Linked DNA regions of Mus musculus: region 2 is linked to region 1. Evidence: chromatin contacts called from ENCODE Hi-C or POLR2A ChIA-PET data. All regions are on one chromosome and are shown on one strand. The core of a region is the stretch at or near the end of the contact, and the rest is flanking DNA. Distances in the headings are between cores, read along the strand shown.

Region 1 (6,772 bases), core at 234-2,733:
CCTGAAATAACACCAAATGCAGCTGAGTGTTGCTTCCAACAATGGATTTACAGCTCTCTTCCCATGGCTTGGAATAAAGGGGGCTTATTAAATGATCTCTGAAGGTTTTCAAAGCTATGGCGAGATTGCTCATGAAAAAGAAATTTCATCAAATAAAGTGTGTGAAAGAGAGCTTGGAGGGTGGCAGCTGCGTGCAATCTCAAAAACAGAACTCTATAGAACAGGAAAACAACAGAATAATGTCTCTCAGTTCCTCCTCTTAATATCCTAAAACCTCTTTTCCAATATCATCGTGGGCAGAATGATCCAACTGTAGTCTGTGCTATTGTAGGTAAAAGAAAAACAAAAACCAAAAAACAAACAAAAAACCATTGGGAGGTTGTCTTTGCTGTATATATTACTTTAAAGAATAACCTCGAAGTAAACAAAAAAACTTTGAGATACAATTTTAGTCATGTTCTGGGGACACTGTGTACTAGAAACAAACATTCCCGTGTTTCATTAAAGGGTCCTAAGGGCAAGGCACTGGAACTTGGCAAAAGGCAGTTCACGTGTCAAATACACCCAAATCCTCAATACATGAAATGCGGGGGGTGAAGGGAAACCCCATTTCTCTAGGTGTAAATTCCAGCTGGGTAGTAAGAGGCAACGGGGCTTCCCGGCGATCTGTGGGATTGTTTCCCCAGCTCGAGGCCCGACCTAACGGTAAGTGCTAGGCCATTGGCCGGTGCTTCACGCGTGGATCGTGGAAGAACACTGACCTGTTAAGGTCTATTTCGTGTCTCGCTCGTCACCCTCGGAGACATAGTAGATGGATCTTTTGACGAACGCAAACCAGTCCTATGTATGCTAGCGCACACCTGTGACACATGCACGTATGCACCAGTGGGTCGATGGGGGACACTCGAGGAGCCCACTGGCAGGTTTATAGCACACGGAAACTATACGGGGGTGAAAAACACAAAGGCTCGAGGCACAGAACCAACTCGAGGATTGCAGATGCGCTCGCACATTCAACCCGGGACACAAAAGAGCAGAGATCAGCGCAGCCCTGCGGATGGGGACCGCCCGGGGCCCACGTGCGCTCCCCGCCGACCCCGCAGCCGCGCACCCCGAGTCCGCCGCGCCGTCACCAAACGGACCCGAAACTTGGCCGCGGGGACTTAAGAGCCGCGGAGCGGGAGCCTTCGCGCCGCCTCGCGTCGGCGCCAGCGCCAGCCACCGGTTCCCGGCCGTTCGGAGGAAGCTCGAAGGGGGCGCGTCAGCCCGCCCCGCAATCCCCTTAGCGCCCGGCCCGGTCGCCCCCGCCGCGGTGGCCACACTCCTCACTGACACCAAGGGACATTCCCCCGAGGCCCGCCCGCCCTCCCCGGCTCCGCCGCTCCTCACCAGAGCGCGACGTGCCAACGCTTCAGCGAGCCCAGAGCCGCAGCCGCCGCCGTCGCTCTGGCGCCCGCGGCCGCGCCGCCGCCATCTTGGCTCCGGCCGGAAGTGACGTCGGCACGGCGCCCACAACCCCCGACCCCGACCCCGACCCCGCGCGTAGCTCGTGGCCTGCGACCCCGAGGAGCTCAACACGACGGTCAGGCGTGACCCCGGCGGACTGTGTCGCCCTCTCTGTCAATCACGGACTCGCCGCTCGCCCCAGAGCGTTATTACCTCGAAGGGAAGCCCGCGTCGCCATGGCCGGGCCAGCCTGACCACTATAGAGTTAGGGCTGAGAAACTCAAGAGTTGGTCAGAGAAGCCACCCTACTTCAGACGACCGCGACTGACTGGCGTGGTGGCGCACACTTTAATCCCCAAACTCGAGGCAGAAGCAGCCAGAGCTACATAGTGAATTCCAGGAAGGCAGGACCACACCCTTAGACCTTGTTTCAAGAAAAACAAGAGCAGAATCCACTCTGAAGGCCACTCACTAGACCACTGCCAGGCAAATAGACCGTTTAAATGGTGTGCAAAGGACCAATATAGCCACACACACACAAACCCGAAACTTCAGCAAAGCAGATGCAACTGAGCGGCTGTATTCATCCCTTACCAGGAGGCATTTGCTAACTGCCAGCTATGGGCCTAGGTCAGTGCCAAGGCTCTGTGGTACCCAGCATGGCCTTCATCTTGCCCTTGGGAACTGCACCACTATTTACAAACAAGTGAGCTGGAGATGGATTGGATTGAACTGGAGACCACTTCTGACATCCCAGAAAAGAGGTTTGACGGGAACATAGTTGCCAATCAATCTGAAGTTGTAGAGAGATGAAAGTTACTTGTCACATCTAGATGGTACCCAGAGCCATGAGTACTTCAAGATAAAGCTATCCTCTGAGAAGAAAGGAAAAAAAAAAAAAATCTAAGTGTAGTGGGCCGTATTAGTCCTCTGAGAAAAGGATCTGAAAAATAGATAATGTATTATGTTCAAATGTGCCTCCAAAACTTTGGAAAGACCAGACAAGCTCATCAAATGTACCTGTTGTTTAGAAAGTACGTCAATCAACGTGGATTGTGGTATACTCTGTAAAGGATTGGTGACATGGTGATTATCTCATCAGTACTGTTGACAGGTGAGGACAATGTCAAGTGTTGTCAAGGTCTGGATCACCACAGAGCCCGTGGAGAGAGGAAATAAAACCTCAAATGTTTGCTTATGTCTCTCACTAGTCAAGAGTTTACAAACCTAAGAGAGACATGCAAACTTGTCACTAGAATATACACTATTATGGTACAGGCTGCCACTGGAATTTGCACTCTTTATTTGATTAACACCTTACTAAGTATATGCATCAAAAATCATCTGAGGTAGCGTGGGAGCAAAAGGGAGACCACCACCTCATCTACCACCAAACTGCCATAGCCATCATTTTAAAAGAAAATCTACTTACCCCCTGGCATCCAATAGAATGCAAAAGGAAATATAGGGGATTTTGATTTTTGTCAAATCAAAACATGACATGGTAAAACCAGAGAACACCATGCCAAGAAGGCAGTGGCTGTTCTTCCTGTCTTTAATCTGATATGACAATGCCTTTTTCCCCTGGGGCAACGGTTTCAGATTTGATGTCTTAAAACAACAGAAATTTAATCTCCTGCAAATGTAGAGGCTAGAGTCCAAATCAGTATCAGTAGACTCAAGCTAAGGTGTCAGTAGGACCACACTTCCTCTGAGGTCTCTAGGGGAGACTGTTTCCTTCTTCCAGCTTCTGGTGACTGCCAACATTCCTTGGCTTGTCACTATGCCACTCAACTCTTCAAGGCCAACATCATCACACTCTCTTCATCTTTACATCACTTTCTCCTCTGTAGGTAGTGAAATTTCCCTCTGTTCTTTCATAATCTATACAGTTGCACTGAGGATACCCAGCTAAACCACAGTTAATCTCTTCATTGCTGAGTCATAGCAACAGAAGTTCTGCAAGAGGTAATGCTTGAGAATTCAAGGGATTGAGTTGAGGTCAGATGCTTAGTAACGATTATTTAGCCTACCACACTGAGTAAATCTTCGGTCCTTCTAAATACCACCTCTAACCAACCACTGTATACTTTTAATCTGTGTATTTTGTTTGAACATGTTTCAATTCTCTAAACTGTGATACTTCCCAGACTGAACGACACACTTTATAGTTCATCTGTTCAATTAAAAAAGACAAAGGCTATGGAGATTACAGTGAAATTTCATTAGTGATGATTAGCTGTGCGGTGTACTAAATACTACTGTTTTCCTTCTTTGAAATGATGAAATGCCTTGCTAATGAAGGATGATGGGAATAGAGATGCTTTAATCAGAAATTGTGGTCTGTTTATTAGGAGACGGACGTATACAACACACTCACTATCAAAGTCTGCAACGTGAATGAAACTCCATGTTGCACAAGTCACCTGGCTCAGCCCTGGTCACTTATGCACATATTATGTGTTAAAATGGCACATGCTACACTCAAAACCCAGAGCAATGTCTAAGCACTAAATAGATAATACTTACGGGGGGAAAATGGCATCTCCCTGACTCTCAAAACAGATAGAGATAAGCAGTTATGTATAGCCCAGACATTGTATTTTTTTTTAAAAAAAAATGTGATTGTAATCAAAACCACAGCAATTTCTATAGAATTGCCCCTTAAAAGATTAAAAACTTAGCTGGGCGGTGGTGGCACATGCTTTTAATCCCAGCACTTGGGAGGCAGAGGCAGGTGGTTTTCTGAGTTCGAGGCCAGCCAGGTCTACAAAGTGAGTTCCAGGACAGCCAGGGCCTCACAGAGAAACCCTGCCTCGAAAAAAAAAAAAAAAAAAGATTAAACACTTTATAGCTAGTACCAAAGACTTTAAACTACAGTATCAGTGACAATGTAAGTGGACTTAAGACTCCCTGAATGACAATACTTATTCCCTGCTAGGTTCTGTTATAGACATTGTACATGGATTATGTCCCATTCATCACAGCTGTGTGTGGTGAGCGCATGTACAGCTGTGAGAACTAAGGCCAATGTGGATGAAGACATTGCCCAGTTAAAGAAATGAAGCCAGGGGCTGGAAATATGGCTCAGCGGATAAGAGTACTGACTGCTCTTCCGAAAGTCCTGAGTTCAAATCCCAGCAACCACATGGTGGCTCACAACCATCCATAAAGAGATCTGACACGGGAAGGGATTTAAAAAAAAAGAGGGAGGAGGGATTAAAATAAGAGAGATTTGACACCCTCTTCTGATGTGTCTGAAGACAGTACAGTGTACTTACATATAACAATAAATCTTATTAAAATTTAAAAAAAAAGAAATGAAACCAGGTTTTTAACTTGGACAGTTCAGTTCCATAGAAAGCACCCACCTCATTCATCCTTGGAGCACATACATGCATAGACACACACACACACACACACACACACACACACACACACTTAAAAGCTAGACCAGACCAGTAGCCATTGTAGGCAACTGTGTGTGTGTGTGTGTGTGTGTGTGTGTGTGTGTGTGTGTGTGTGTGTTGCCTGCACACATACACATTCTCAAGCATAATTTCTAAGGTAAATATTGTCTTGATGGCCCGTTCAATCACAATTATCAACTGTCATGTTCGAGATCACCATGCTTCCTCTAAGATATTCAAGACTTGGAGTAGGTAAGAGAAGTGTGTGTGTGTCTGTCTGTCTGTTTGTCTGTGCATAAAGAGTGCTAGAACTGATGACTACAAGCATAGCTATATGGGAGGCCAAAACAGGAAGAACCTGAGTTCAAGGACATCTTAGGCTAAATGGGGAAGTACAAGGATGGGCCAGGCAATCTAGTGAGCCCTTCCTAGCAAGTGCAATCCCTGGCCTAGCAAAGTATAAAACAGCATCTGTGGGGCTGGTGAGATGGCTCAGTGGCTAAAAGCACCCGACTGCTCTTCCTAAGGTCCAGAGTTCAAATCCCAGCAACCACATGGTGGCTCACAACCATCTGTAACGAGATCTGACGCCCTCTTCTGGTGTGTCTGAAGACAGCTACAGTGTACTTACATGTAATAAATAAATCTTAAAAAAAAAAAAAAAAACAGCATCTGCATCAAAAGAGCCTGAGCATCCTAAATGTTCTCCCTGAACGAGAACAGCTTTGCAAAGAACAGAAGAGGGCCCAGGATCTGAGAAAACTGTCTCATAACCTCACCCGTCCGGGTAATGTATGGGCTGCTCTCCTTAAGAACCACAAAATGAAACAAAAACAGAATCTCTTCTCTGGTGGATATGAACTATTTTTCAACTAGAAGCAGTGTCTCCTTGGTTTGGTGACTTTGCCATTCTCATTCTCCACCCCTCTGCCACATCATTCACTCAAGCAAGAATGACATCTTACACAAATCACGAGAGCCACCAAGAGATGTGAAGCTCATCTTCTGGATGCTTCTTAGTTAAAACGAATGAACTTCAAAGCTGGGATGCACCTGGATGTGGGACAAACAAGCTACATGGTCTCATAAGAAAACGGCTGCAGCCTCACCACGTAGCTGCTACTCACAGTGGTGACGCTGAACAGTGGGCAGAGGGATGGAAGAAGTCATCTGCACCGAGCATCAGCCCTGCTCTGACACTGGGTCAGCCTGGCCACAGCATTGACAGCTGCCAGTTACCAAAGAGGCTGAAGCTGAGGGTCATTGCTGACAGACAGCTAGTGGCAAGCCGCAGGCAGAGCTGAGGACCTGTGTGGTGTCAAAGTCCAGAATGTGTCCACTGCTCATGATGCTTCCGGTCATGAAGGTGCACCAGGGCACAGGAGACTGAGACACTGTCCCAGCTCTGCAAGAACGTGAAGTTGAGGCTAGAGGACTGGGCTTAGCAAAAGCAGCTTACAGCACAGTCAGGGCTTGGAACCGCACCCTCCCTCTATTGTCATGTTCCTTGAGAGCCAGTTTATAAGGGGAGGGTGTCTTTTACATGTGTGTGCATGTAGTGTATTACGTGGTTCGCATGTGTGGGTGCACATCTGTGCATGTGGAGGTCAGAGGCTGGCATCAGGTGTCTTTCTTGATTGCTCCCCACTTTATTTACTAATGCAGAGTCTCTCACTGAACCTGAAGCTAGAATTCAGCTAGAACTATTCAGCAAGTTTAGCTGGCAGCTAAACCTGTCACAGCCTCAGTATTGACCATAACTGTCAACTCCCCTTTGAGCTTTCCTCGAGTTAGTTATGTTGTAGGAGTGTACTTAAGCAGCAAGCATATTTAGGTTTAAAGCAGTTTCACTTACGTTAAATGTTGCTCTTATACCACAATACATCGAAAACTTCAGATGCATGTTGAAAAACATG
Region 2 (6,293 bases), core at 2,793-5,292, 200 kb after region 1:
TCTCTTCAATGCTATCCACCCCTTAGCTGCCTCAGCTTCTAAACACAAGCGGTCATCAGATTGAATGTTTGAGTTTCCACCCAGATACTTGTTGGTGATAATGGGGTAGGGGTCGATAGTCTCTTCTGTAACTATTTCCTGCTGAACTGGGGTGCAGTTGTCAGGGTCCAGGAAGGCTGGAATGTTGATCAAGAGACTGGGCGGGTAGGGAGTCAGGCTTTCTTGAGAAGCCAGACAATAATAATATTTGGAGGTTTGGGTGTGTCAAACTGACCAGCTTTTAATGAAGGAAAGATATTGGACTGAGACTACGATGAAGGGCAGTGGACCATTTTTGGGATTATTCCACAAATTCAGAGATTTACTTCCCTTCCGTACTCTCTCTCTTACATTTATTTCATGTGTGTTAGTGTGTGTATGTATGTGGGCACACCTGTGCCATAGCATACTTGTCAGAGGACAACTTCTGCTTTGAGTCGGGGCCTTGCTGTATGTAGCCTAGGTTGGTTTGAAATTCATTATGTAGCCCAAGCTAGCCCATGAATTCATGGCAATTCTTATGCTTCAGGCTCCCAAAATGCTGGGACTACAAGAGTGAGCCTCAAAGCCCAGTTTATTTAGGGAGCTTTTTCCCCCCGCTTTGAGAGAGGGTCTCAACATATGACTCTGTTTAGCCTGAAACTGTAGGCTGGTCTCAAACACATACTAATTGGCCTGCTCCTGCCTTTGGAGTACTGGGACTAAAGGTGATAGCATCATGACCTGCTTAATGGATTTTTAAAAACTAATTTTACTCGAGTATGTATGTATATATATATATGTATTTTATCATTATCTTTCAATGTAGTTCTGGCTGTCCTGGATTTTGTTTATGTCCTTGAATTCACAGAGATCATCCTGCCTCTATCTCCTGAGTGCAGAGTTTAAAGAACTGAGCCACTGTGCCTGGCTAGGTTGTGTCTTAGATTATTTTTATCATCATCATTATTATTGGTGGTGGTACTAGTGCTATATACGTATTATGTGTGGTGGGGGTGCTTACAAACTGTGATACACAGGTAGAGGTCAGAAGACCTGTGTCTTCTGAAGACAATAGTGTGTGTGTGGTTGATTCTTTCCTCCCTTCCACCTTTACCTGTCTATATTCTAGGGATCCAGCTCAGATGGCTGCTGAGGTATCTCTCCAACCTAGATAGTAGGATATTAAGTTCCAGGCCAACTAAGAAACCTTAAGAGCGTGAAATGGAGCAGAGGGTGGGAGCTAGGTCAGCACTAGAGTGCTTGCTGTCTGTGTGTGGGGCCCTGGGCTTCGTCCACAGCCTGTGAGGACATCTCAGAGGTTCTGAGTGTCATTTACAGTTTGGAATAATAATGACCTTAGCCCCTTTGGACTGTTGTCTCATGCACTTGATAATGATTTTTTTTTCTTCTGTCCTATGGACTGAATTAAAGCTAAGTGTGTACTACACTAGCCCCTTGGCTGCAGCTCTGTCCCCAGCCCTTTTGTACCTTTTTGGTGTTGCAAGATTTTTCTCAGTTGCCTAGGCTGCTGTGGACTTGGTCTTTGCCTCAATTTGCAATGTTCCTGCCTCAACTCCTGCTTGCTCCAGCCCAAAGATTTATTTTTATTCTATGTAAGTACAGTGTAGCTGTCTTCAGACACACCAGAAGAGGGCATCGGATCCCATTACAGACGGTTGTGAGCCACCATGTGGTTGCTGGAATTTGAACTCAGGACTTTCAGAAGAGCAGTCATTGCTCTTAACCACTGAGCCATCTCTCCAGTCCCCTGCCTCAACTCTTAAACGGCAAGGACAACAGAAGCAAGACAAGCAGCTTGAGTATGAGAAAGGCCTGGTCTATATAGAAAATTCTAGGCCCATGAAGGTTACAGGGTGTGACCTGTGTCTCATCTAAAAAGAAATCTGGGTGTGGTGGTACATGACATAAGTTCCAGCACCTAGTGGGGATAGGCAGGCAGGCAGATCTCTGTGAGTATTCTTTTCTTTTTTTCTTTAAGATTTATTTATATATGCAAGTACACTGTAGCTGTCTTCAGACACATCAGAAGAGGGCATCAGATCCCATTATAGATGGTTGTGAGCCACCATGTGATCGCTGGAATTTGAACTCAGGACCTTCAGAAGAGCAGTCAGTGCTCTTAACCACTGAGCCATCTCTCCAGCTCCTCTGTGAGTTTTCAAAGTCAGTACACAGTGAGCTCCAGAACAGGCAGGATTATGTAAAGAGACTCTATATTAAAACAAAGCAAAACAAACAAACAAACAAAACCAAAACTTTCAGGTGCTACCAACCACACTGCCAGAGAGGTACTGCCTTTCTCTACTGTGTGCTTGCTCTCTGATATCCCAGGCTGCCACAGCTCCTAACTCCAGAGCTTCTAGGTTATTATCACCTAAGCCCTCAGGTCTGATGGCAAGATACCCTGTGGCACTGAGGTCCTGCTTCCAGTGTTAGCTGTTTACTAGAAACTGAGTTTTAGTATGTTGTCCAGGCTAGACCCAAAACTTGTAGCAAGCTTTCTTCAGCCTCCTGAGTGCTGAGATATAAGCTTGAGCTATCACTCTGGCTTTACCTTCCTTTTCATTTTTTAAAAAAAAGTATGTGTATTTTCTGTATGTCTGTGGGTGTATGTGGAGGTCAGAGGGCAAGCCCAAGAGTCAGTTTTCTTCTTCCAGCACTTAAGTGTGTGACTGAACCCAATAGTCTAGTGCTGTGGCAGGTCTCCTTACCTATGAGCCATTTCACCCACCCCACAGCCCCCACTCTCTATTGCATGTTCTCTAGCCAGTGTGCTGGCTGACACTTTCTGAAGCATCTTCTACCTTCTGGAAAACCTAATGTGGAAAACCTTTGTTCTCAAAGGCAAGTTTCTTCATCGTTTGAGAGTAAGGGTCTATATAGCCTGGGCCGGCAATGAAGCTTGGGGAAAAATGACTTTGAACTGATCCTCCTAACTCTTAACTTTTTAGTTCTGAGATTACAAGTATGCCCCACAGTGTCTGTCTGGTGCATGCAGTGCTTGCTGGACAGTGCACCTTTGAGAATACTGGGCAGCAACTGTTCTATAAACTGAGCTTTCTTCCCAGGCCACTTACTGCAGTATTAATGGGAACATCTTCCTGCCTTCTGAGAAGATGCCACAGCAGATGACTGGTAGAGAGCATCCAGCTCAGGCCCTGATCCAGAACATATTCGTAACTTTGCCAATAATAATATCAGCTTTAAGAAATGTCTATTCGTCAGGCACAGATTAAAACTCCTATCCCCAGTGACTCATACTTAGAACTAAGTGGGCCACAAATGAATACAATTCCGCCAGGTATGTTGGCTCACAACTTCCTCTTGGCTCAACCCCAGAGGAAGGTGGAGACTGGAGACTGGCTAAGAGTTGGAGTTCCAAATCAACCTTAGGTACTGAGCAAGATTCCACCTCTGAAACTCTAAGTCTCAAATAAATGGCTGAGGTGCCTATTTAACATATCAATGTGGACCAGGCTGCCACGTTCTCCCAGTACCCCTTGTTACAGGGTATGGCTGGCACACTCCACCTTCTACCCCAAATTCTCCAGCTTGTGTTGCCCTTCTCTATATAACCCAGCCATTTTAGTTACCTGCCCCCTTTTTACCTTTTGGCCACAGCACCCGGGTCTTATGGCTCAGGGGTTATGTCCACTCTGAACTCCCCCAGCTGTCTGCCTATGCTTCCCTTTTCCCCTACAATAAACCTCCTCCTCCACCATACTTAGAAGCAGCCATGTCCTTAGTTTATTATTTTTTCATTCATGAAAGAAATGCAGAACCAAGTGAATTAACAAGAAAATAAATAAGTAAAGCAAATACAGAAAACAAATTGAATGAAGTGAATTAACGCATCGGCTTTTGACTTTCACGGAATCTCAGTTTTTTTTTTTAAATTATTATTTTTTGAGTCAGAGTTTCACTATGTAGTCCTGGCTGTATTGGAGCTCTACGTAGAGCAGGCTGCTCCGGACGTCACAGGGATCCGCCTGAATCGCTCACAGGAGTTCTGGGATTAAGGGCGTGAACCGCTTCCGCGGCTTTCAGGATTTTTTTCCCTCATCTCCGTGAATTTGGCTTTACCTCCCCAGAGATCCGCCTGCATCTGCCTCTCCGCGGATGTGCGCGGTTTTCCCGGCTGTTTTTTTCTTTCTTTCTTTTTTTTTTTTCCTTTTCCACGGAGACTATGTTGTCAATCAATACAGAAACAGAAAACGCCCAGACGTGGCGGAAACTCAGTCATCCAATCAGAGGACGGCTTGTGGTTGACAGGCGGGACTACAAACCGGAAATGTGAGACAGAATACGCGGACCGAGCCGGGGGAGGGGCGACCAAAAAGAAAACAAAAAACAAAAAACAAACCGCCGAAAAACAAAAAAATAAAAACCGCTTCAGGCCGGAAGTATAAAACGGAACCCGGAAGTGTGGGACCGGATACGGCTAAAACACTTCAGGCCGGAAGTGCGAGACAGATACGGATGAAAACGCTGCAGGCCGGAAGTGCGAGACGGATGAAAACGCCTCAGGCCGGAAGTTTGAAGTGAAGATGGCTATAAAAGCTTTAGAGAAGCTCGGGAAGACACTCACCAGCACTTGGAGTCCGAGCTTGGACTGACTGCCTGGGCCTGCTGGGATTCTGAGTTCTGCCATCAGTTCTTGTTTCTGGTAAGTCAGTCACCTCCAGAAGGGCACAGTTTTGATTGAGGGCCACTTGACCCAAGATGCCAAAGGAACTCTGATTTCTTCTCTTCCCAGGAACAGATCGCAGGCATTGAGTTTACTAATAGTGATGGTTGCCATCATCTTCGACCTTAATTTGCTGGTTTCATTTATTATTTTATTTTATTTGAGGCATGACCTTACTTTGCTGCCCAGGCCCACCTAGAACGCAGATCAGCCAAGAGTGCTTTTAAATTACCTGGCAGTTCTGCATCTGCCTCCCCAAGCTGGAACTACAAGCTGAAAGTTAATGGAATATCTAGAATTATACCTTGGTTTGTGTCAAGTTAAATTTTTTCTTTGTTTTTTGTTTTTGTTTTTGTTTTTTTAGATGGGGCCTTAGTCTAGCTCAGGTTGGCTTCAGACTGCCTCACCCCTCTGAATGTTGAATTAATGATTCAATATTTAAGGCTTATTTTAATTTTTCTTTTTAGAGACAGAGTCACATGCAGAATATGGTAGAATTCACATGTAGTCTCATCATATCTGACTTCACATTTTAAAATTTTCATTTCATTTTATTTTGAAGACATAGTCTTATCTGATCCTTTTAATTCCATCTTCTTAGAGTTTGGATTTTATTCATTTACATTCTTACTTTTTTTTTTTTTTTTTTTTTTTAGGCAGAGTTTCTCTGTAGCCCTGGGTGACCTGGAATGCACAGAGATCCATTTGCATCTGCTTCTTGAGTATTTGGTTTTAAGGCTTTGGTTTTAAGGCATGCACTACCATGTCTAGCTAGTGTTGCCCACTGACTTTAAAATTTCTTAAAGACAGAGTCTCGTTAAGCTTGGGCTGGTCTCAGTTGAACCCCTGACCTTCTAACTCTACATTTGATTGATTAGCTTGAAATTCCTTAAATTTTACAAAAGTTAATGTTTTGAAATTTGAGATCTAAATTGAGATTTGTTTTCTTTCTTTCACTTTTTGTTTTTGTTTTTTTTTTTTAAATTTTTCAGAGACAGGGTTTCTTTTGTACCCCCTGCTGTCCTGGAACTAGCATTGAAGACCAGGCTGGCCTCAAACTCACAGAGACCTGCCTGCCTCTGCTGCTTCCTTGGCGTTGGGATTGAAGAGGTTTTATGGCACAGGACTACAAGTCCCATCTCGTCTGAGGACTGAAGCTATAGGAATGTAGTTGGTTTAGCCTGGATAATTTAACTTGACCTTGATCCAAATTAAAATAAAAAGAAGCCAGGTGGGCTGCTTACTTCTTTCTGGCATTCCAGCCCTAGAAACACAATGAAGCGTGATCTCCAGTTCTGGGCTAGACTGGGGTGACCTTGTTTACATAAAATGAAACAAATGAGTTAGGAATGCAGCCTACTGGCAGAGTGCTTGTCTAGTTTGGGCCAGGCCCTGGGATCAAACCCAAACAACCTCACCTCAAAATTATTTTGAATCTGTTTTTTTTAAAAATTTTATTTGTGTATGGGTGTTTTGCCTGTATATGTGTATGCACCATGTCTATGTCTGCTGTCCTGGGTGGCCAGAAGAGGGCAGATCTGGTATTGAAGTTTCAGATGGCCCA

What was found. Hi-C counts contacts between places; a loop is a spot of excess contacts on that map. ChIA-PET counts read pairs that join two places held with the same protein, here RNA polymerase II (POLR2A).
Region 2: a map of regulatory T cell shows a loop between it and region 1 (3-fold over the local background). The contact joins the promoter of Pramel12 here to the promoter of Prdm2 in region 1. A Hi-C loop is called at or near these places in 2 of 37 maps with a recorded cell type or tissue (T-helper 2 cell and regulatory T cell). POLR2A ChIA-PET finds 5 or more read pairs at or near these places in 1 of 5 experiments (Patski).

Annotation. Positions count from the first base shown.
Region 1 is chr4:143,211,226-143,217,997 of GRCm38, forward strand. Prdm2 (PR domain containing 2, with ZNF domain) reads right to left here and starts at 1,484. Exons shown (of 10, transcript NM_001081355.3): 1 at 1,390-1,484.
Region 2 is chr4:143,408,384-143,414,676 of GRCm38, forward strand. It overlaps Pramel12 (PRAME like 12), which reads left to right and starts at 4,043. Exons shown (of 5, transcript NM_172877.3): 1 at 4,043-4,708.